3 separate regions of the Mus musculus genome follow, and regions 1 and 2 are each linked to region 3. Evidence: chromatin loops called from intact Hi-C (ENCODE). Cell type or tissue: heart. All regions are shown on one strand.

The links. Hi-C counts contacts between places; a loop is a spot of excess contacts. Peaks named below come from ENCODE experiments on the same cell type or tissue, not always from the same donor. Only the 100,000 strongest peaks of a DNase experiment are listed, where the experiment ranks them.
Region 1: it touches region 3 in a loop (2.6-fold over the local background); 6 of 42 quality-filtered maps call a loop at or near these places.
Region 2: a loop joins it to region 3, with 4 times the contacts of the local background. A loop is called at or near these places in 10 of 42 quality-filtered maps.

Annotation. Positions count from the first base shown.
Region 1 is chr16:91,932,044-91,940,043 of GRCm38, reverse strand. It overlaps Gm36797 (a long non-coding RNA gene), which reads left to right. Exons shown (of 3, transcript XR_385049.2): 2 at 258-407; 3 at 2,813-3,703. Among named protein-coding and RNA genes, the nearest start is that of Atp5o, 4.4 kb to the right of the region's middle. In heart, CTCF peaks have their summits at 3,528 (motif pointing left), 4,680 (motif pointing right) and 7,886 (motif pointing left); a DNase peak (open chromatin) is centred at 3,483; H3K4me3 peaks cover 240 bases; H3K27ac peaks cover 1,218 bases.
Region 2 is chr16:92,301,979-92,309,978 of GRCm38, reverse strand. It overlaps Smim11 (small integral membrane protein 11), which reads right to left. Exons shown (of 4, transcript NM_138743.2): 2 at 4,582-4,691. The coding sequence starts at 4,593. 1700048M11Rik (RIKEN cDNA 1700048M11 gene) reads left to right here. Exons shown (of 2, transcript NR_045300.1): 2 at 900-1,263. Among named protein-coding and RNA genes, the nearest start is that of Smim11, 4.7 kb to the right of the region's middle. In heart, CTCF peaks have their summits at 1,806 (motif pointing right) and 4,248; a DNase peak (open chromatin) is centred at 7,748; H3K4me3 peaks cover 976 bases; H3K27ac peaks cover 1,078 bases.
Region 3 is chr16:91,721,229-91,729,228 of GRCm38, reverse strand. Cryzl1 (crystallin, zeta (quinone reductase)-like 1) reads left to right here and starts at 427. Exons shown (of 13, transcript NM_133679.2): 1 at 427-671. It overlaps Gm46543 (a long non-coding RNA gene), which reads right to left and starts at 4,925. Exons shown (of 3, transcript XR_001781880.2): 1 at 4,651-4,925; 2 at 4,466-4,556; 3 at 648-710. In heart, a CTCF peak has its summit at 4,784 (motif pointing left); DNase peaks (open chromatin) are centred at 498, 1,598 and 4,778; H3K4me3 peaks cover 1,677 bases; H3K27ac peaks cover 1,586 bases.

The DNA.
Region 1 (8,000 bases), 210 kb before region 3:
GATAAACACCTAATTACTTAACAAAAACATCATCATGTTACATGTCGAGCATTTTAACCCTGCTGTATTTGGTTAGCAATAGACTACGGCTATTTTCTTAATGCAAAAACAGCAGCACACTCTTTCATCCTAGCTAGCCCAAGGTTGATCTAATCCCTGTCCAGTTCTTAGATATTCAAACTCCATACTTAATTTAAAATAAAGCCTATTGAGTCGGTCCTAATCCATCTGCTGGGTGGGTGGGTGTAATGTTTCAGGTTCCACGGAGTCTTTTCAATCCGAAGGCAGGACCGACTGACGGCTACCGTGAAAGATTACTTTGAGAATATTCTTGACTAACCTTAAGGATTAGAACATAAGTAAGAAAAACACACAGGCTTCAAAAATGCCAGTAAATTGATTCCAAGGTAAGTGTCGGTGCCACAAATCATAAGAAGAAGGAGGACATGTGGCCATCTTGTCACCGTCACAAGTGGACCAATTTGATTCAGTGCCAGGGAGACAGTAGACTTTATTTTTGATAAACAACCACTTTGAGAACTGTGCAGTGAGGATCTGCCTGCTGGCATGATTAATTTTTATCTTTGTTTTTCCTCCTTCATTGCTTCCATTGGTTGCCAAGATATGACAGGAGCTACTGTCGGCTTGGGACTCAGGTATAGGAAGATATCCTACAAATTTAAAGACATATTCAAGAAAAAAACTCAGAGCTTGTAAAATTAGGGCTGGCTCATTTTGATGGTAGACTAACATCTATGCAGTATGTCTTCTTGGGTTGTATTATTATTATTATTGTTATTATTATTTTGAAACAAGGTTTCTCTGTGTAGCCCTGGCTATCCTGGAACTCACAGAGACCCACCTGCCTCTGCTTCCCAAGTACTAGAATGGAGTTGAGGGCGTGTGCCACCACTGCCAATGCAGTATCGCTTAATGGTAGGAGGAAGGAAAGGGGTGTGTGTGTGTGTGTGTTTGAGAGAGAGAGAGAGAGCGAGAGAGAGAGAGAGAGAGAGTTGTGTTGTTCGGTGTTCATGTGTGTACTTGCACATGTATATGCAGGTGTCTGTATATATACATGTGGCAGCCATAGGGCAGTGTCTTCCTCTATCACTGTCTGTATTTTGAGACAGGGTCTCTGACTGAATGTGTAGTTCACTCCCTTTTGCTAGTCAGAGAGCTCCAGAGATCCACCTGTCTCTGCCGCCACTGTACATAGGTTGTATGATCGATTGTGACAGCACACACTCACATGTGGGGATCCAGACTTCCGCCTCCACACTCCCCAGCCAGCCCCATTACACGCTATGCCCTCCTCCTTCACAACAAAAGGTGGTTTTCAAAACTGAAACTGGTTCAAAAGAATCTGTGACAGCTCCCCGGAGGTGGGCAGCTCTTGGTTGCTGGCCTGTTCCCTGGACATGCCAATACAAAGGAGCAAAGCAATGGACGGGGTTGGGGGACAACCCTCTGTCCCCTTTCCAGCCACATACAAAAGGTCTAGACTGCTGTTCCTTGCAGATCTTGTCTTGGTCTCTGAAAACTCCCCCACTAATAGTCCTTTCGTTGCTTGAAATCTCAAACTAGACGGTACTTTTCCCCAGTTCTGCTAGTCTGCCATCAAATAAAAAGCCTACAAAAGCTGCTAGCAGCCCAGTCTCTCCCCAGAAGGCGCTGAGTGGGTGCCAAGCAGCTGCTTAGTACTTCTGGGTCACAGGGCCACAAGGTCACCCTAACTCATTCCCTACGGAGACTGGTCAGGCTTTAAACCCTGGGGTATTAAAGCCTCCTTTAGCCTCACCACTGTATCTTCTCTGTCAATCCCCTGCCTCATGTCCCAGCCACATTCCCCTGATAAACCAAAATGAGCTCTACTTTAATGATTAAAAGCGAACAGAAGAATATTCTGCTGCCAAGCCTGACCAGCAACTGCTTATGAGACCCGGCCCTACCTCAGGGTCCAAACGGTCCTGTCTCTACACGGGGACATTTCAGAATCAGACGCCCCCACATTGGGTCCCTCTGAAAGGCTTCCCTGTGAGTGTGAACATGTGTGTTCCTCTCAACACATTCACTCTGTCTCTTACAACTAAAGGAAAACCTTGCTACTGTCTTCTTCACACCTAACTCCTGAGGCTCAGCAGTTCTCAGGGTTGTTTAGCAGTCATACATGCTCCTTCCTCATCCCCCTCCCCCCCCCCCAGTTCTCTCCCCAAGTAAATGACCTTACAAAGTTTGTTTGTAGCTGGGTGATGGATGGTAGTGCACACCTTCAATCCCAGCACCCCAAAGGCAGAGGCAGGCAGATCTCTGTGAATCTGAGGTCAGCCTGGTCTACAGAGTGAGTTCCGGGACAGCCAGGGCCACACATGGAAACCCTGTCTCCAAAACACTGTTTGTTTAGTTGTTTGTCTGTTTGTTTATTGTGTGAGTCAGTTCTCCTTCCACTATATGGAACCCAGGGATTGAACTCAGGTCATCAGGCTGGGCGGCAAGCGCCTGTGTCCACTGAGCCCTCATACTGTTCTTTGACCCATGCTTATTTACCAAGCCGTTCCGGCTGCAGGTTGGTTCAGAGCGTCACTCGGTAAGTTTCTGCAGAGGACACGTGCTTCTGACCCACGCCAGGCCTCCCCACAGTCAGGCCCCTTCCCAAGTGGAACTGGTGTTGACAGGAACTGTGCCCTGCTTTCAGAGGGTCTCACGGCCATCTCTTCCAAGTTCCGAGCCACAGCCCAGTGGAAAGAAGAAATAGCACGTTAATATTGCGTTTAAAATGGCCCCTGTTGGGTTTGTGTTCATCTCCCCTCTACAGGAAAAACAACAAATAGGAAACCCCTGTGTGCAAAGTGAGAGTAACAGGCCCCTCCCCGGGTCTTCCAGGCTGTGACGTGCTACCTCCTGTTATATTTCCGTTCTCCACAGAAGGAACCTGAGACACAGACATTGTTTAAGACACAGAAGTGGTGAAGCAAAGCCTAGGTCACATCACCAAACACAACCAATCATGACCAGACCCTCGAGCAGGTCTCCTCAGCTCTCTCAGTCTATTAGAAGAGCACCGCGCAAGCAAGCTTGCTACCCTGGCTTTCCTCTCAAGATCAATGTTGTGATTCAAACCAGGGGCCAAAGAAGGTTAGGCTCCGTGTCTTTTCTTTGCTTCTTCTGTCGCTACCAGCTTCCAGAATAAGATTCCCCCAAAGGTATAGTGCTCTCCCTCCTGACCTAACCCCACCCCACTGCCCAACCCAACAAAGGGCTATGACTTCTAAGTCAGAAACATGCCAGTGAAGCAAGACCTGGGTTGCTATGGGAGGTCTAAGAGTCAAGGACCAGCTAAGATAGTTTCTAGGGGGTTCTACAACAGGCTTCAGCTCTGATGGTGGAGGTTGTGACTGGAGCTATCAGGATTGTTTGTTTCACAATCATATGATTCTCACTGGCTAACGTGAGCCAGACACTGCATTTTGGACCCAGAAAGCTCTAGAAAGACTCTGTTTGCAACATAAGGTGATGGCGCCCTCTAGTGTCCGCAGCATTTTGCAGAAACCTACCAGGCTCCTTTGTGGTGACCTTGAACATTGAGCAGGTGGCAGCTTCAAGGTGGGCACTACCTCACATCACGCCCAGAGGTGAAGAAAACAAGCCTGAACCACAGGGGTGGTGAAACTCAAGACCCTCTATGGGCCACTCTGCAGATCCGAGAGATCGAGTTTCAGGGGGAAAAAAAACCACTAAACTTTTCTCATTAAAAAAATGAATGAATTAATTAAAAATTATGTGTATGCTGCTGAGGTGGGGTGTTGCATGTATTCCAGATGCAGAGGTAGAGGCAGGTAGATCTCTATGAGTTCTGACGTCAGCGTGGTCTGGGTTGAGAGTTCCAGCCCAAACAGGGCTACACAGTTTAAAAAAATAATAATAATAAAAAAAATCAGGCTGGGGTGGTGGCTCACACCCCCGTGAGCATTCAGAATGCAGATCTATTTGAGTTCGAGGAACCCTGTCTTGAATAATAAAAACAACAAACAAAAAACCACCCCCTTGTGTATGCAAGTATGCCTACATGTGGGTATGTCCATGTGAGCACACAAGGGCCAAAAGAGTCCAGAAGAGGGCGTCAGATTCCCCCGGAGCTGGAGTTACAACTCCAGCTTGGTAATGGAGACCTGGGTTCTGGGGACTGAACGGGGTGGGGGTGGGGATGCCCTCTGCAAGGGCAGCACAAGGTTTTAACTGCTGGGCCGAGTGTCCGCTCTCACCACCAATTCTTATTAAATGATTTACTGCCTCTTTCCTGTGAGCACACGTTCCAGATCTTAAGGTTAAAGAGTTTAAATTCATGCGGTGGTAATGCCTTCTCTCTCTTGTTCATTGCCCGCTCAGTTTCCAACACACAATCTCTGCGAACCGCAAGACTTGTGCAAAAGCCCCAGAGGTCATTTGCTCTTTCTGGGGCTTTAAAGAGAAAGAGAGATCTTGTGTGAAAGAACTGCTCTAATGCAGGCTGCCACCCTGCAAAACACAGGGAGTGTGGTAAGAGGCTTGTGCACAGTTCTTAAACAAAACAAAGAAAACACCAGAAAGGACTGTACTCCGACAAAACTCCATAGATAACGTAAACACTCCCGAGACCTCTCCGTGCAGGAAGAGGATTTATGTATGAGTGCTCTATCTGCATGTACACCTGCGTGCCAGCAGAGGGCGTCAGATCCCAGTATAGATGGTTGTGAGCCACCCTGTGGTTGCTGGGAGTTAAACTCAGAACCTCGGAAGAGCAGCCAGTGCTCTTAACCACTGAGCCATCTCTCCAGCCCAGTTCGTACATGTTTAATGTGTGTACTTAGATCTTTTCTGTGTGTCATGAGATAATTTTTGTAAGTCTGATTTACTTATTTAGGGTTGTTTGGTTGTTTGTTTGGCTGGCCCTTTGTAGCCCGACTGGACTAGAACCTGCCAAGTAAAACAAGCTAAATTTGGCTTTGCTGTCATCTGCCTGCTTCTGTCCATTGAGTGCTGGGTCACAGGCACACCCCACTATGCCTAACTTGAAAGCCTCACTTTCATGGCTGTGTAATATAGCGTTCCAAATAAGCCATTCCCCTGTGTTGGATACGATTTGTTTGCTTCTCTGTTTTTCTATCTCTAAGTGAGGGCACTGTGAACTAGGGCATGAACCTTCCTCTGGGTCTCTGGTAATGAACAATGGGAATTGCTCCTGTAAGTCTAATCTTTTTATCTGGACTTTCTAAATACTGTAATTTCAAAATGGTTCTTTCTGAATTAAAGAGCGAGTCACTAAATTTTAAGACATATGGCAGGGGCTTGTGAAATGGCTCAGTGGTTAAGAGCACCAACTGCTCTTCCAGAGGTCCTGAGTTCAAATCCCAGCAACCACATGGTGGCTCACAACCATCTATAATGTGACCTGATGCCCTCCTCTGGTGTGTCTGAAGACAGCTACAGTGTACTCATATACATAAAATAACTTTTTTTTAAAAAGCCTGATCACATGAGTTTGATTCCCAGGACCCACAGAAAGGCATAGGGAGAGGACAGATGCACAAGCTGTCCTTTGACACTCACCGTGTGGCAAGTGCATCCCATGTACACACAATAATAATAAATAAGACTCATACGTGTACCACTGATGGTCTCATGATGTCATGCCACTGTTTTCTGTGACTGTCTCTGTGCAGAAGATAAAACAGCGATCGAATGGGAAGCATAAAACAAACAGGTGCCAGGCAGTGGTGGCGCACACCTTTAATCCCAGCACTTGGGAGGCAGAGGCAGGCCGATTTCTGAGTTCGAGGCCAGCCTGGTCTACAGAGTGAGTTCCAGGACAGCCAGGGCTACACAGAGAAATCCTGGGGGGGGTGGGGGGTAATGGGGGGGGCGGGATGGAAACAGGTACGGTCTTAAATATCTGGGTTTCTCTCCCAGGGTAGCCCTGCCCTTGTGCGAGTCTGACTCATTCTATTAGCCTTGACTGCAACAATGTAAAAAAAAAAAAAAAAATTTAAACAATCTAAATCTGTTTCACCTCCCAGAAAATACAGACACAGTTACACACTTACACCTGAGGGTTGTCTGAAACTCAAACCTTGAAATTCAAGCAACCATCAGCTGCCATTTTAGAGCTATGCATGGAGCTAGAGTGGAATGAAGATGCAGAATAAATAGAAGGCACCGCATTGCCACAGGGTAAACCTAGAGTCTATTATAAAAGACAGTGCAATAGTTGGTCTACAATTTCCCGAGTGTATTTGAGCCTGGGACTTTTAAATTTTCTATTACATTTATTGAAACCCAAATTGCTTGTAAACTTGCATGTAGCTATACTTCAGGAAAATGCAACCTTGCGGTTTGATTTTACATAGAGTACAAGGTTTCTATTCTACTTTGGCTTCTTTTGCTGTGACAAGACACAGAACAAGCTGGGCAGGGATGGTGCACGCCTTTAATCCGAGGCAGAGGCAGATCTCTGAGTTCAATGTCTACAGAGTTCCAGGACAGCCAGAGCTACACACGTGGCGGGGGGGGGGGGGGGGGGGGAAGGGCACGACGATTTGGGGGAAGGAAAGGGTTTGTTTCAACTTTCATTTCCAAGTAGCAGTTCATCCCAGAGAGGAATCAACAAAGAAGCAGAAGTGGGAACGTGAGGGTAGTAACTGAAGCAAAGATCCACTGAGAGCCCCTGCTTCCTCACCACTCTCTGACTTCCGCTCAGGGTTTGCTCAGCCTGCTTTATATACAACCCAAGGATCGCCTGCCCTTGCTACCTGCCATTGGGTACTGCCATCAGTGGGCTGGGCCCTCCCACATCAATCACTAATCAAGAAAATGGTCCCCAGACTTGCCTACAGGCCAACTGGGAGAGGCAGTTTCTCAGCTGAGGTTTCTGTCTAACTCTCAGAGGTATCTCTAGTATGTGTCAAGTTGAAAAACTAACCAGTACAGCCTGTGAAGGCAAACAGGTTGATTTTTTTTTTGATACCTTGTTGAGACTTGGGATATAAAACAGCTGTCTACACATGAGCAGTTCCATAAGATGTGATCAGTGCTGAATACGCTTTTCATTAGGCTTACGTAAAAGCATTTTGCAGCAGTGGAGTGAAGTATCCACACACAGCTAGTGAGAGTGTAAGCCGAAGAGAAGCAGCTCTGCCTCATGTGCCCATGTGCTCATGCTCACTTGTCAAGCTGCTCGATCAACTTTTAAATTCTACTTTTGAAATTATGAAAAAGTATATCTAAAGATACTCAGATGTGTATTAAAGTAATATATTAAAGTAATATAAACCACGTGAGTTATGTTGAAAAGTCATAGAATGGTTAAGTTATAGAATCAAAGTAGGTTATTCTGCAGCTATGGACATGTTTATTAAAGTGCCATAATTTAGAAATTTGCTTATACAAAATGTATTTCTGAGGTTGGAGAGACAGCTCAGCGGTTGGGCACTGGCTGCTCCTGCAGAGGACCTGTGCTCAGTTTCAGTACCCCCTGGCACCTCACAACTGCCTCTAACTCCAGCTCCAAGAGACTAGATGTCCTTTTCTGGACTCTAAGGCAACAGGCACACATGGTACACGTGAATATATGCAGGAAAACACTCAAACACATAAAACAATTTCTAAAAGAATGTATTTGCAACCCATATAATTCTGTATCCATCTTCCCTCATATTAAAAAGTAAATTATATATAGATAAATTATATATAGATTTTGAGTCTGTGGGTATAAAAAGCACAAACACGGGCTGGCAAGATGACTCAGCAGTTAAGAGCACTAACTGCTCTTCCGAAGGTCCTGAGTTCAAATCCCAGCAACCACATGGTGGCTCACAACCACCGATAATGAGATCTGACGCCCTCTTCTGGTGTATCTGAAGACAGCTACGGTGTACTTATGTATAATATAATAATAAATCTTTGGGCTGGAGCGAGCAGAGATCCAAAAACAAAAATTAAATCCCCAACAACCACATGAAGGCTCACAA
Region 2 (8,000 bases), 580 kb before region 3:
CCATTTTATGATAACATTTTATCTTTGAGGTAATTTTCTAAGGAACTTTTTGTCTAAGGAGGTATAAAAAGACCAGAGGAAAGAGATACAGTTGTTGATTAAATGGTTTGGCTTGGGGAGCTCTGCCCCATCCATCCATCCATCCATCTAACCATCTATCCATCCATCCAAAGTGTATATGTCTGTTTGTCTATATGTACATGTATAGGTACATGTGTGTATGCATGTAAGCATGCGCAAACACTTGTTGTTTGTGACAGACAATCAATGGCCAGAGTGTGTCTGTGCAGTGTATAAAGCATCTTAATTCTTTTCTTTTCCTTCCTCTCTGGTTCACAAAGAGTTAACCAGCCTAGCCAGAGAGGCTTCTGGCTGCCTGGACAGAGAGGGGAGTGATGGCGATACATTTTTTTAATTAAATGCCCCCGCTGCTAGGCAACAGTGTTAATCACCCAAGCCAGCGTTTTTTAACCACAGAATAAGCAAGAAAGTTTTTAGGATGTTTTCAGAAGTTATCAGCAAACACTAAGTATAGAGAGCTAGAAGGCCAGAAACCATCAGTCTTTAAATCTACCTCTACGTCTGACACTGGGTCCCACTTCAAACCCTTCCAGGCTGGGCTGGCTCCCAGCAGAAGCAGCTGCCTAGACCAGACTGGCCTGTGGGTGTGTCCATGGGGGACTGTCTGCATTTATTAATTGGTGTAGGAGGGCTCAGCCTATTGCGGGTGGCACCATTCCCAGGTAGGCAGCCCTGAGATATATATGCTAATGTAAGGGGCTGAAGAAACGGCCAGGGTTAGAATGAAACCAGTCCCCAGCTCCTGATTCCAATTTATACACATTTGTGTCCCTCCAATTGTATCTAAACCTTTAGTGACTGTCTCTTCCATGTTGCAGATGGAGCAGCAGTTGCTATATCCAGGAAAGTCTGTGTGCCCTGTGTTTTCTGTGGACTGTCTCCTTGCGTCTGCACCCAGCCCCATGGAGGGGACAGACAGTCCTGACTGAACAGATGAGGACTCTAACTACGGAGAGGTGGCTAACTGGTGAGGAGAAAGCAAGACGTACCAGACTCTCCATCGCTGAATTTCCCAGTAACACGTCTTGTCCTTCCACCTGAATCTGGTTTACAATTTCGTCCTGCAAGTCAGCTACAACTCAGCTGAACTCAGTACCTTAGAAACTATTAACTATTAGGAATGGCTATCTGAGGATTTCTGAGGAAGGTTGCCCTGTGGTAGAATAATAGAGTGAGGAAGAAGATATACTCTAGTTGTTTAATTTAACTAAGACGGTAACTATGTCCACTTTCACCCACTACTGAAGAGTGAGGATCACACAGCTTAGGTGCAGTGGAGGATCATAACGATGTCAGAACAAACGACATGATGGGCATGTATCCTGATGACAGGACCTGTCACGAGGCTGCTCCTGAGCGCTACTGGTCAAGCTTGACTCCACACTCACAATCTAGCTGATGGGGAATGTAAGCATTGCTATAAACCTCCTTACGTGCCCAGGCTGCCCAAGGCTGAGACTGCCTCAGATCTCGACAGGGTACTGTCTCATCCCCACTGATATATCCTGGGGTCCTCGCAAGATGCAGCTAATGTCACAGGCCTTGGTTCTCCATGGTACAAGCCTCAGTCAGCTTTAGCAGGGGCAGGGATGTGTTATCTAATCAGGAGGGTAGAGAACAAACTGAAAAGGAATTACAGCTGACAGACATGGCTAGGTGGTTCCATTATTTACTTTCTTAAGGGGACCAGAGAGGCAAGAGTTTCCAGGCCGGAGGGCAGGGGTGGGAGAGTGATGCCAGCAGAGGGCAGCAAAACTGAAGAACTAAAGAGTCTGCCCCACTCTGTGCCCCATCCGGGGCAGAAACTGGCTTCAGTTGGCCTCAATTTCTCGATCATCTCCTCTTATCCTTTGTTCTGGCTGGTTTTGTGTGTCAACACAGCTAGAGTTATCACAGGGAAAGGAGCTTCAGTTGAGGAAGTGCCTCCATGAGATACAACTGTAAAACATTTTCTCAATTAGTGATCAAGGGGGAAAGGCCCCTTGTGGGTGGGACCATCTCTGGGCTGGTAGTCTTGGTTCTATACGAGAGCAGGCCGAGCAAGCCAGGGGAAGCAAGCCAGTAAGAAACATCCCTCCATGGCCTCTGCATCAGCTCCTGCTTCCTGACCTGTTTGAGTTCCAGTCCTGACTTCCTGTGGTGATCAACAGCAGTGTGGAAGTGTAAGCTGAATAAACCCTTTCCTCCCCAACTTGCTTCTTGGTCATGATGTTTGTGCAGGCATAAAAACCCTGACTAAGACATCCTTTAAGCTCCTTTTATCTCTCAAAATATGCAGACCTGTAAGGGAGGAAATGACTACTGCTGGAACAGGTGAGATCAACTGTGTGTGAGTGCATGAGGTCATGTGTGCATGCATGTGTGTGCCTGTGTGCGAGTATGTATGTACATATGTTTATGTATGTGAGTGGGGGTATGTGCATTCATTCATATGAATGTGCATGCATGTGTGTGCACACTTGTATGTATATGTGTACACATGCTTATGTGTGTGAGTGGGTATATGTGTGTATGTGCTTTTGTGCACGTGTGCCTGTACATGTGTGTGTAAGTGTATGTGTGTGTTCAAACATGTATTCATGTGCATGAGTGTGTAACTGTATTATGTATTTGTTTATGTGCATGCGTGTACATGTGCACAATAGTGCAAGCATGCATGCGTGTGTGCACAATGCTCATGTGTGTGTGTGACTGCATATGTTATGTGTGCTGGTCCACATGCTTGTGCCTGCATGAGCATTGTTTTTCTTACTTGTCACTGAACATGGAGCTCAGCTCACGATTTCAGCTACACTGGCTGGCTAGCAAGCTCCTAGGATCTGCCTGATATCAGCTGCCCTGTGTAGTCAAGGCTAGCCCTGAACTCTCTCTCCACCTATCTGTACCTGGCTCTATCTCTACCTGATTCTTCCGTCTCTACTTCCCACCTTCTGGCATTATAGGTGTGCACCTGGCTAGTCAGCTGGTCTTTTAACCAACGCCCCCCACCTTACCTCTAGGCTTTCAGGCTTTTAAATGAATGAGCCCTGCCCTTTCCCTTGCTTTTACTGGCTAGTGGGCTATGTATGCTCTGCCTGCTCCCAACCTTGGTTCTGACAGCTAAATCTAACCAACAGTTTATAGGAATCTCTTTTATTCATTTCCCAAGCAGTTCAACTTGTCCTTGGTGCTCCTGTGGGTAATTTATGACTTTTGAAAGGTGGTTTCCATGAAAACTGAGTTGAATTCTTTGAGAGAATCAAGTGTGGCTAGGAAAAAACCCCCAATGCTCTCGGCAAACAGCTGGATGAAATGATGGATGAGGACCAGGAAAACTGGAAGGTCTGTAAGATCTCAGTCCACTTTCCTCACCTCAGGCTTGTGCATCAAAGTCATAAAGAGACACATGGAGGACGAAGTCTGAGAGCCAGTGCAGCGAGGTGGGATGCTAGCGCGGGCCTCTTCCAGGATATGGGACAGACTTGTGTCCTCACACAGCAGAAAGTGGGCTAGGCAGGTCTTTGGGGTCTGTTCTGTAAGGGCACTCAATGCTTTACTGACTTTTCTGTCACTGTGATAAAGCACCCGATAAGAGCCGATTTAGGAAGGAATATATTGTGGTTCCCACAACGGAGATAGGCCACCACAGGCTCTGGTCCCATGCGAGAGGGAGCCACACGGCCAGAGGTTCCACCTCTAAATTCCATCATACTGCCTCAGAAGTGCTACAACAGATTTGAGAGGCACTAGCATTCACCTGTTACATCGACTTCAAGGAAACAAAAGTGAGGACGGCTAAGGGCAGCTTTAAAGGCCTGATTTTTGCAGAACAGTGAGACAGTCTGAGGTTAGGGGAGGCATCCTCAGAGAAAGGCCCCGCCTTCCTCCGGCAGTCTGAAGAACAAATGCAAATTCACAAGTCTTACCCGTTGGAAACATTAAATGTGATTACCAAGGCATGGGTGTGAGTAGGGGCTATGGGGAGTAATGGACGTTCACAGGAGTGGGAAGAGATGATGAGAGCCAGGAGTGAGGACCATCAGATGCTATACAGATATGACATTGTTGGAGAACAGATTCAATTCACTAAAAACTATCACTCTGCTGTACAGAGTATCTACTCCACTGATGCAGAGTATCTACTCTATTGTTGCTCTTACCATCTTCAAGGCTATGATGTGTGTTAACCCCTGGTGGTGCCACCATGAACTGCAGTGAACCTTCAGAGAGTGGGGCCTTATGGGAGGTTCTCAGGTCACTGGAATTATGTCCGCAGAGGTTTAAGGGACTCTGGTCTATCCTTCCGCTTTGCTTACTGGGTTCTGAAGTGAGAAGTCTTACCTGCTTCTATTCTCCCCCAAATGCCATCTGCCACCCCACCCCCCCCACCACACATTTACAGCAAGGCTGGAATTTCCAGATCCCATGAACTCAGGTGTTCCCCTAGTGTGACAGATATTATATGTGGAAAAACAAAAAACAAAACAAAAACCAGACTATACTTTTAAAAACTATTCTCACCTTCCAGTTCATGGCGGGCCAGCTGTGATTCACTTCTGACCAATGTACCTGTTACACACAGGCATGAGAGGCAGCTGGAAAGCCGGACCCAAGGAGCTGGAAGTTCTGATCTAGGGAGAGAGAGACAGAACTTCAATACAGAGCCTGCAGGGTGGACCACAATAGGAAGCCACGTCTTTGATAGGGAGAGGCCTGTGAACAGAGAGCAAGTAGAGGAGGGGGGGGGGGGGCTCTGCACAGGTGACCCCGTTCCTTCCTCATGGCTCTCTGCAGCTCCCTGCTGAAGCATCTGTTCCCAACTGACTCCTCTGTGCTCTTAAAGCCCACACTCACCAATGCTCCTGACACGAGGACAAGCTAGTTTGGGGATTAAGGACCTTCTGGACACTAACTGTGCTTGTCCTGGCTGAAAATAAAAACAAACCAAAAACTATCTGGAGGGAAAGAATGACAGGAAAAAAAAGGTGGGGGGGGGGAGAAAAAATACAAAAACACAAAAAAACCTGTCCTGAGAGCTAGGGACAGTGCAGAGACAGCCAGAGAACAGACGCTCTGCACAGTCCTGTGTCTCATTAGCTATGGCACCTGCCTCCACAGCCAGGACACGGGTGATCTGGATGAAGCATCTGCACAGGACATTGGCAACCAGCTGGTGCCCTGCTAGTTCTGGAACCTGACTTTATAGGAAGTTGTCACAGCCTGACTCCACTGTCTGTGCTTAGATGAGCTTAGATGAGCTAAGCCAGTGAGTCTCCATTTTACTCCCTTTACTTTAAAGGGGGAACACATAGGGCATAAGGACTGTGCTCAGGGTCCTCTAGTGTGTGACCAGAATCCGAACCCACCTAGGACCAGAAGTCTCTGTTCCAAATGGGTGTCTCTGGGTTCTTGGTACTGTATTTAAAAAATTGAAGGTGGACACAGGTCAGAAAGTGACAAGGAATTTTGTTCAGAAGCACAGACGTGGTACAGGCCAGGTACTCTACAAGAGGCCAACAGGCACCTTAAGCTGGAGTGGACCAGCCTGTGGCTTCCTTTTGTGGGTTTAGGAGGGGGTAGAAGCTGACTGTTATCAGTGGGGTGTCCTTAAGTTCTAATCGATATGGGCTATGTAAGCTTTAGTTCGCATCCTTTCCCACGATGCATTTCAATTTAATCCTATCTGCTCCCAATTACACATAGCCAAAAGAGGGCAAGTAGGGATTTTTTTTTCCCTCCCTAACTGTTCATTTTAAGGTCACAGTTTGCCTTACTGTGCATGCACCCCAAACCAGTATATGTTGGATCTAGCCATGATGCCTAGTTTCAGGATATGTTTGGTCACCAAAAGGACTTACTGAGGGTCATTGCTAAGAAGCTACAGTTTGGAGTGCCCACAAGCCTCTGTTTAAAGAGGTGTGTGCATGCAGCTCCACATGGGTGTGGGGGAGATCCTGGCTTGCTTTACTGGGAAAGCACTGTGTAGCTCAATCAAGCAGACCCCCCAGGTTTCCCTTCCCCTTGCCTATCTTACATCCAGTCAGCCAGGTCTGGGAGCTTCAGCCTCAGCAAGTCACCTGGGTACAGATGGACTGCTTCAAACTCACTTCCTTCATAATAACTTAAGACTAGAATTAGAAATGCAACGGGAAATTCCACACACCTTTAGAATGGGTTTCCTTAAGTAAAGCTCATGGGAGATGGCGTAGAAAAACATTTCCAGTTGTAAAAGTATCTAATATATAAAATTCAGTTCTCAGTCTATTTCAAGGTTACAGAACTTTGAAAACCAGCTAGCTATTGGCACAAGATAACCAAGCTTTGCCTTTGACTTGTGCAAAGTCAGATAAACCAAGAAGTGTATAATCCAAAGCCCTATTTAAATGCGATAGCGGTGGTTGAAGGTGCCCACTACCTGCAAGTGTTTGCCTTTAAATAGCAGCAGATTCCAACCTATGTTGGAAAAATGAGCTCTTTGCATGTTATAACCTGCTGCTGGAATTTACACCTTGAACGTCTAGTAATCTTAGGGATTAGCCATACTGTATATTAAAACAAAATATTTTTTTTATTTTTATAATTCCTTCTTAATTGAGTTGTATACATATTATATGGTAGACGATTTAACTGTTTCCCACAAGTCACCTCTGTGAATTGATATGCCCAGGATACTGACTCCCAAGGTCAAGGGAAACAAATGGGCCCAAGATGCTGACAAGAGGAAATAAATGAAAGAAAATACCCCGGGGTCTGGAGGTCTGGCAAACACATTGCACTTAGCAGCAATGTGACCTTGGCCTCTCAAAGCCTCCTTCATCAGTAAATTCTCCTTCAGAAGTTGGCCAGTAATCGCTAAGAAGCATGAGTAACACACAGCAAGCATTATTGTCTTGATAATGTCTCTCCTTTGCTAATGGTCCTCAGATAACAAACAGCAATAGGGCAGGATGTAGTCTGGACAAGATGCCAGGCATGGGATAAAGAATAAGGGCAAGAAGAAGGAGGACAGGACTCTACTCCAGGTGGCAGTAAGGGCTGAGCATGTGACCTGGGAAAGCCATGTGGCTCCTGAGCCAAAGCGCTCTTGGGATATCAGCGTCCAAGGAGTAAGTCTCCCACTCTGGAATTCACAACTCTCTGCTCTGTCTAATGTCACAGGACATGATGCCAAAAAGACTAGCAATCTGAGTGTTAAGAGGTAAGATCTCTGAGAAGGAAGCAGGGGGCTGTGGGCGTGGCTGAGCCAGAGTGCTAACGCAAAGCTCTCGGTTCAGCCCAAGTAACTCACAACCCAACCTTGGTGGTACAAGCCTGTAACCCTAGCACTTGGGAGGTGGAGGTCAAGGGATGGGAGTTCAAGGTCATCTAAGGCTACAGAGAAAGACTGAGCTGGAGGCCAATCTCAGATGCACAGAATCCTGCCAAGGAAGGAGAAAGAGAAGAAAAAGAGAAGAGGAAGAGAAGGAGGAAAAAGTAAAAGCAAAGGGGAATCTGTACTGCTATGGAGTGGGTGGGGTGGGTAGAGGAGAGCGAAGGGCCCAGAGCAGCCAGGTTCATTTTCACCCACTACTTTAAATTTCAAGGCAGCTTGCAAGCTTTCTGCAAATGGGGATAACCAAGAAAGCTAAACATAGCAGTGAGCTGTCTGCTCTGATATCACGGACTCCTGGTGCCATTCAGAAGCAAGCAGCAGCTGGCAGCAGAGGGTGAGCCAAAGCCACTGGGGTAAGGACAGCTGGAGGCCATTAAAATATATGAAATGCAGGGAGCTGTCCAGGCTTAACCCTTAACGACAGAAAATAAAACTGTTTGTAGTTTTGATCTTTATTGCAAAGTATCCTGCCAGGTTTTATTCTAGAAACAAAGAAGACATTCACTCACTTTGATTATACCAATTTAAACGACGTGGACAATAGTCTGCTCACAAGCTCCGTGTGCTC
Region 3 (8,000 bases):
TCTCTCCTATGACTCCGCCCACTAGGTGGGCAAAAAAGAAGAAAGGAGCCAAAGGAAATAGAGGTGTACAGAGTGACAACGAGATACACCAATGAAGTAGTTTGGATAGCACCCCCCCACACACACACACTTTTTTCCCCTCCCATCCTTGTCTCGTCCCTTGAAGGCGTAACTAGAGGTTTCTGCTCTATGCGTGCGGAGATTTTGTTTCACGATTTGGCGCTTTGCTCTTTTCTATGCGCGACAGTAGCTAGGATACATTCAACTAAATTGAAGGTTTTGCAGAAAGAGCGTGGGCACGAAAGGCGAAAGACACAAAGACTGAAGAAAGATGGTAGGGGTTACGGTTGGAATGAGGAAGGGTGTGGCCTTTTACTCTAATTTGCATAAAACGGAACCCATCTTGGCAACGCCCAACTTCTCCCATTTATTGGTGGTCCCTGGGGCGGCGACTCGTCTCTCTACGGGAAGCAGCATGCTGGGAGATGTAGTTCCGGGTTCAGTTGCCATGGCGTTCGTCACAGCCTCCCCCAGATCGGTCATCCTGCGGTAGTGACGGGCAGTCTGACCAATGGCAGTACTGTTTGGACCCAAGAAGGCGGGCTCTCTGCAGAAGGACTGGGAAGGTGGCGGCGGCGAAGGCGCTGGCGGTTGAGGTTGCTCCGAGCCAGGTGAGCCAGGGAAGAACGATGTGTGTCTCTGAAATGGGACTTTGGGCGAAAAATGGAGAAACGCCTGAAGGAGCTGTCTAACCCTGGGGAGACTGGTACTTCGCATCACACGCCGACCTCAGAGATGCCCTGGCTCAGGCCTAGCTTGGCCGAGGCCGCCGAGGGGCGGGTAATACTAGATTTGACGGACAGTTCCTGACCCTGGCTAGGTTTTGATTGTAGACTGATCTTTGCTTCTTCCTCCGCGTTTATGGAGGCAAAGGTCTAGAACTGCCTTTCTCCTGGGTTGAGTCCTCCCCGCCCCCAGCTTCTCCCTATCACTGTTTCTGATGCTGTCTCTATTACTACTTCCCTTGTCACCCTTCTTATCCTTCTCTTTGCATTTCCAGTAAGCGGTTTCCTAAAGCAAACAAGGGTGGGTGTTCGCAGTAATGGGGCCTTGGGTCAGGAATTGCCTGCTTCATTGAGCCGGCCATACTTGAGCCATACTAAAGAATTATCCCAGGGTCGTGAGGAGGTGCAGATACTGATTCTGGATTTGGGCCTGGTGGTCTGCATTTGCTTTTTAAAAATTATATATATATATCTATATATGGCATTTTAAACAAACTGCCAAGTATAGCCAGTCCACAGTAGCTGAGTTTTGCATTGCCTGTCCAGGACAGATGTTCTAGGCACCCAGACGCTTTTAGATTTCCTGGGAGCCACATTTGGACAGTGAAGAGACCACGTGAAATTAATTTTACGTTTCTCTTAAACCAGCTTATCCAAATATTATTTCAACCTTTAAAGAAATCAGATATTTAAATGAGACAGTGTATCTGTTGTGCGTTTTACCCTCGCAGCATACCCTCGTACCCTCATCCTAAGGGCACGCCACTCACGTGCGGAGTAGCCACCTGTGGCTATTCGCCGCTCTCCGAATCCAGATGATGCAAGAGACCATTGCACAAACTCAGCAGTGTTAGTCATGTGATTGCCAGCGACATCCCTTTGCTGCTTCAGTACATGGGTTCAGAACTACTTTCACAATACGATACTGAGCTTACAAGAATACCAGGGAAAGTAATATTTATTAAAAAGCCAACTTCCGTAATGTGTGCGCTGTGTACTATACTCACTCAGTCCTTGCAGCAGCCTGCGTCCTATTGCGGGGTCCTGTCTCTTGGGAGTTGTAAATCTTAGGCATCAGCCACTGCAATGTACAATTATTACTGGCTTTTCTAATTAATGTCACCCACGCTTCTGTCTCCACATGTAGAAGGAGATGAGGTGTTCATATTTGAAACAGTGCTCCCCGTGTAAAATCAAGCCGCCCAAGGCTGGAGAGCTGGCTCAGGGTAGGGACACTTGGTACTCTCCCAGAGGACCAGGGCTCGCCACTGTAACCACCTCTGTTACACTAGTTCCAGCGGATCTGAAGCCCTCTCGTGATCCAACGGCACAGGGCACACAGGCAGGGTGCAGACACAGATCCAGCTGCCTGGCCTGGCGTGGTGGTGGCCCATGCCTTTGACTAGTGCTTGAGATGCAGGGGCAGGCAGATCTCTGTGAGTTCAAGGCCACCATGGTTTACAGAGCAAGTTCCACGGCTTCATAGAGAGACCCCACCTCAAAGAAACCAAGATAAAGCTGCCTGGCATCTGTGGTAAAATAATTGTGGTAATTTTATAGTTCTCCATGCTGCTCCATGTTAAGAAGAAAGGTGCAAACCTGATGGAGATTCCTGAGCCTCTGGACCAGAAAGAGTCCTGATTCACTTGTGTGCCTCCCTCAAGGAGGAGGCTGGGAAAAGCTTGAGAACTCGGAAAATGACATGGTTCATTCCAAGAACACATGGGCATTCCCCCTAGTGGTGCAGGCCTGGACTCCCATCCAGTGGATGGGCAGTTCAGGGCCAGCCTAGACAACTTAGTGAGACTGCCTCAAAGTAGTAAAAAAAAAAAAAGAATGAAAGCCCACAGACACAGTGTCTCCTGGTTGTGTTTGTGGCAGACTCTTCTTGTCTCAGTAGCTGGTCCAGGCTGGCTGGCCTCAGCCTCCCCTGCACTGTTGGCTTACTGTAGCCTTTGCAGACCTATGACAACACTGTGCTGAGAACTGTAAATAGACAATGGCAGAGTATAATGCTTCACAAAGTGACTTCCTTCCAGTTTTTATATAATATACTTTACGAGGTTGTTTCCTCTTTCAACTCTTTGTCTTCTGGTAAGGAAGCTCAAGGACATTTTTATTAGAGTTTTGAAAGAAGGCAGTATAGTTTAGGTGAGAATTCTGGCAGCCACTAGGAGGAGAGCCGCAGGATAATTCACGCCTTCTGAGTTAGGCATGGAATACAAACAGAGATGGCAGTCCCAGCAGAGGACGTGGCCTACTGAGCTGAGTGAGGAGCACCAGAAACCTTCATACTAAAATCAAAATTATCATCTGTATTCCACATCTAAATGATTCCTCAGGATCCTATCATGAACTGGCAGATAAGGTCGCCATTTACGTGAGGATGCTGTAATGTTAACAGGTAGAGATTTTCTTACCAGACAAGAGGGGGCCGGGCTAAGAGGTAGAGAAGACACTCAAGTACCTATCTCCATGTTCACATCTCTCCACGCTGAGTGTCCCAGTGTCACGTGACCAGGCTATCTTAACGGAAAGGCTACATTCACCATGTGGCTTCTGCCTTTGGCCCTGGTAGCCCAATTCAGAAAGGTAAATGACAGATTACGTCTCTGTTGCTCTGCATCGTACCATAGTAAATGGCCATGTTGAGTAACAGCATTGGAGATATGGCCTTCCACCTTTCCAGCCAACCTCTCCCACTCCCGAGGGTACTGACAGGGAAATATCTGATGTAAGAAATCCTAGGCATTTTTTATTTTAGTTTATTTAAGAATGTACTGTCTCATTTAAATGTCTGAAACCTAAAATATACAAGCAAAACGAGAGAGACAGCTCAGTGGCTAAATGCCCTGACTGCTCTTCTGAGAACTCTGGGTTCAGTTCCTAGCACCTACGTGGCAGGCTATATGTAGCTCCAGTCCTAGGGGATCCACATTTTATGTATTTTATTTTATTTTCTGGGTGTTTTGCCCTCACGTATTTAAATATTTAACATTTGTGTTGGGTGCCCTCAGATACCAAAAGAGGTCATGAGCTTCTCTTAGAACTAGAATTACAGTGGTTGTGAGCCACCATGCAGGTGCCGGGGATTGAACCTGAGTCCTCCAGGAGAGTAGTCAGTACTCTCAACCACTGAGCCACCTCTTCAGCCCTAAAGCCGTGTACACGCTGAGGTGAAAATCAACTTTATAAAAATCAACGATAATTCACATGGAGGTGGGTGGGAGAAGATATTACATTTTTCTTTTGTGATTTCTAGAACAGGTGTTTGATGGGTGCCTCCCTGCTCACTGGGCACCTGTTGAAAACATCTTGTCCAGATAAAGCAACAGTCCGACGTCTCTGAACACACACACTATCTGCTTGTGTAACTACACTTTTTCTGCCTCTCTCGCAATCTTTAGTTCGCAAGCTGCGTAAAGTGTAGGAATTATGCCACAATGTACACACTCTTCCGTGATGATATTCATAGAGCTGCAGATGGTCAGCCTGCTGAGGTCACACACCTGTCCCAGCCCTTGGGCGATGAAGGCTCAAGGTACAGGAGTTCAAGGTCATTCTTGGCTAGAAGGCAAGTTTGGAACTAGCCTGAACTACCCTCTCAAAAAATAATAATAAAAGAAATTGCCATTATTAGAAGAGACTTTAAAAGCCACCTGGTCCCCTGTCCCACTCACCTGGTGCTGGAATCCCTGTAATGGCATCCAGCCTGTTTCAGTACTTCTAAAGTCAGGCATATAGGAAGCTCTCTGCAAGTTCAAGTGCAACCTGTTAACGTAGTGAGTATCATCAGGTCATTTAGGGCTACACAGCTAGATGTTGTCTTGTAAATACTTAAATTATACAAGGGAAGCATTCTTACAGGGGCAGGAGAGGCAGCTTGGTGGTTAAGTGGACTGACTGCTCTTCTGAGAACCCTGGGCTTAGGTCTCAGCGGCTACATGGCAGGTCCCAGCCATATGTAATTCCAGTCCTAGGGGATCCAGTGCCCTCTTCTGGCCTCCGTAGGCACTGCTTACAAGTGGCACACTACCAGTCACTCACTTGTACATGAATAAGAATTGCAAGAAATCAGTCTTGCTAAATGTGGTGGTGCATGCCTTTAGTCCCGGCATTCTGGAAGCAGAGGCAGGCAGATCTTTGTGAGTTCCAGGCCAGCCAGGGCTACATAGAGAGACCCTGTCAAGTTTTATAACCACACATTATGTGCTGGACTTTCTGTGATGTGTCCATGATGACATCACTATCAGAACATCTCTGCCCGTCCTGTAAAGGAAACCCACTCACTCGTGCATCTGTTGGCTTTGCGAGCGTAGGTAAGGGCTAATGTGCAGAGGTTTGCTTACACTCATTAGTAGATGAGCTCTGTGGGGAGTCGAGGGTAGCAGGAGGTGAGCCAGTGTAGCTCTTGTTGTTACAACAAAAGTGAAGCCACCATCTGAGATCTCTTCCCTTGGCTCTGGAGAAATCCCGGCAGAGGCCTACCTTTATTAGGAACTAGGACTTACAGTTGGGTGCTTAGTGTATGCCAAGGTGTCCCTCTGTTTGCACAGCCGAATCTTTTTTGTTGTTGTTGTTGTTGTTTTGGTTTTTTGGTTTTTTTGAGGCAGGGTTTCTCTGTGTAGCCCTGGCTGTCCTGGAACTCACTCTGTAGACCAAGCTGGCCTCGAACTCAGAAATCTGCCTGCCTCTGCCTCCCAAGTGCTGGGATTAAATGTAAAAATGTCAAATCTGTGTGCTTCTCACAACACATCTTAGCCTACATACCTTTTAAATTTTTTGTTGAATTATTATTATTTTCTTTTCATGTGTCTGGGTGTTTTGCCTGAACGTAGGTCTGCGTCTTTGGAGAGCAGTAGATCTCTTACAACTGTGTCACAGACAGTTGTGAGCCTGAGTGTGGATGCTGGGCACTGAACCCAGGTCCTCTGCAAGAGCAGCCAGAGTGCTTAACCACTAAACCATCTCTCCAGCCCCGCCACCCTACCTTTCTAAACATATTTGATGTCATTGAAAAGTTTTATAAGCTGGATGTGGTAGATCAGGAGTTTCAGGCCAGCTAAGGCTCCAGTTCAAGTTTAGCCTGGGCAACACAGGGGGACTCTATTACCAAAACAAGAGCACATAGAAAGTTTTAACTGTTGTATTAGGGATGTGCTCAGTAGTGCCACACTTACATAGCATGGATGAGGCCCTGGGTTCAAGCCCCGGCACCACAAATAAATAAATTATGTAGTGTTTTTTTGATTTAGCAAAGTTTATATCGAGTCATATAATTTTCCAAATTATATATAACACTCTTAGAAATGAGAGGGCACATCCTCATCTTTAATTGAGCCAGATGTCTAGTTATTGTCTATGTGCAAATATCTCTAAGTTCATTAAAAATCTTAGTGAACTCGAGTCTTTGTTAACCCAGGCCAGTGCCTAAGAAGCCACCTGGGCCTTGACTATCACCCATTCTACAAGACGTTCAGTGCTTAGGGCTCAGAATTCCCATTTTGATGAGGGGTGGAAAGGATGGTAGAAATGTAAATCGAATACTATCGTATGTCGAATACTATACTTCTTGATTTTCTTTTATCTTATACTGATTTACTTACTTTTGAAGTAAATAAATAGTTAAATAAACCAAGCCGCCCCTTTAAGGGCTGGAGAGCGAGGTCAGCACTGAGAGTGCCTGCTGCTCTTGCAAGGCCCTGAGCTCCTTCCCCAGCACATGGCAGGGGTGGGGGGCTCCCAAAGCCTTCCCTCCAGCTCCGGAGGACCCAGTGGCCTCTCTGCCCCATGCAGGCATTCACTCACAGCATAATCTTTCAGTCACATTTGTATTTATTTACCTGTAGTGTGTAGGCATGCACGAGTGCACGCGCGGGTCAGGCCAGCTGAGGAGAGTCAGGTCTCTCCTTCCATCTTGGGGATTATTGTAGGACTGCGTTGTCATGCATGACAGCACGTGCTTTGACCTGCCGAGCCGTCCTCCAAGACACACAGATTATAACAAAAGAAAGGGGGTTTTTTGGTGGTGGTGGTGGTGGTGGTGGTGTTTTTTGTTTTTTGTTTTTTTTTTTTTTTTTGTTTTTCGAGACAGGGTTTCTCTGTATAGCCCTGCCAGTCCTGGAACTCACTCTGTAGACCAAGCTGGCCTCGAACTCAGAAATCTGCCTGCCTCTGCCTCCCAAGTGCTGGAATTAAAGGCATGTGCCACCACACCCAGCCTACGAAAGTATTTTTAAACAATTTTTTTTCTTTATGTTGTAGCTTGGAGAATAGTTTTGATCCTATACAGTTGTTAATAATTAGATTAACTAATCCGTACCTCTCCCCCACCCCCTCTCTCTGAAGAAGATTCTAGGGGGTGCGGAATTGTCTCCCAGGTCTTTGAAACTGATACATTATTGACCCAGGCCACATGTTAGCGGTTCAATAGGCTGAGGAAACAGTGGCTTCTAGAACGACAAAGGGAACTGTTTTGAACTCAGGATGTTAGTATAGACTTGTACCTGGAGAAAAGGCCACAGCAGTAAGTCAGGACTGAATAGGAGCAGAGATTTGTTGAAGTAATAATGCTATCCCTGGGCATGTGCTGCACACCTGTAATGCCAGTACGTCGGAGACAGCCCGGAGGATCCAGAGGTCAAGACCAGGCAAGACCACAAATCAAGACCCTGCCTCAAAACAAATAAACCGAAGCATAGGGAAGGAATTAATGTGCCTAAACAATGGCTGGGGAAGCTCACTCGCGAGGAAGAAAAGTGACCTGGGAGTGTGGAGCTGGTGGGTACACTCCTCCCACCTCGGGTGGCCTGCGAGAGTGGGCAGGTGGAGTACACTCCTCCCACCTAGGGTGGCCTGCAAGAGTGGGCAGGTGGGGTACACTCCTCCCACCTAGGGTGGCCTGCGAGAGTGGGCAGGTGGGGTACACTCCTCCCACCTAGGGTGGCCTGGGAGTGTGGGCAGGTGGGGTACACTCCTCCCACCTCGGGTGGCCTGGGAGTGTGGGCAGGTGGGGTACACTCCTCCCACCTCGGGTGGCCTGGGAGAGTGGGCGGTGGGTGTGCTCCTCCCATTGTGAGGCTGTACAGAGGAGGATCTGGAATGTATGGATTCACTCTGTGCATCAGTGTGTTAGTGCAGCACACTCTCAAGGACTGGGCTGTGCCTAGAAACCCTACAGTAGGGCCAACTACGTGCTAAGTCAACTGACTCCAT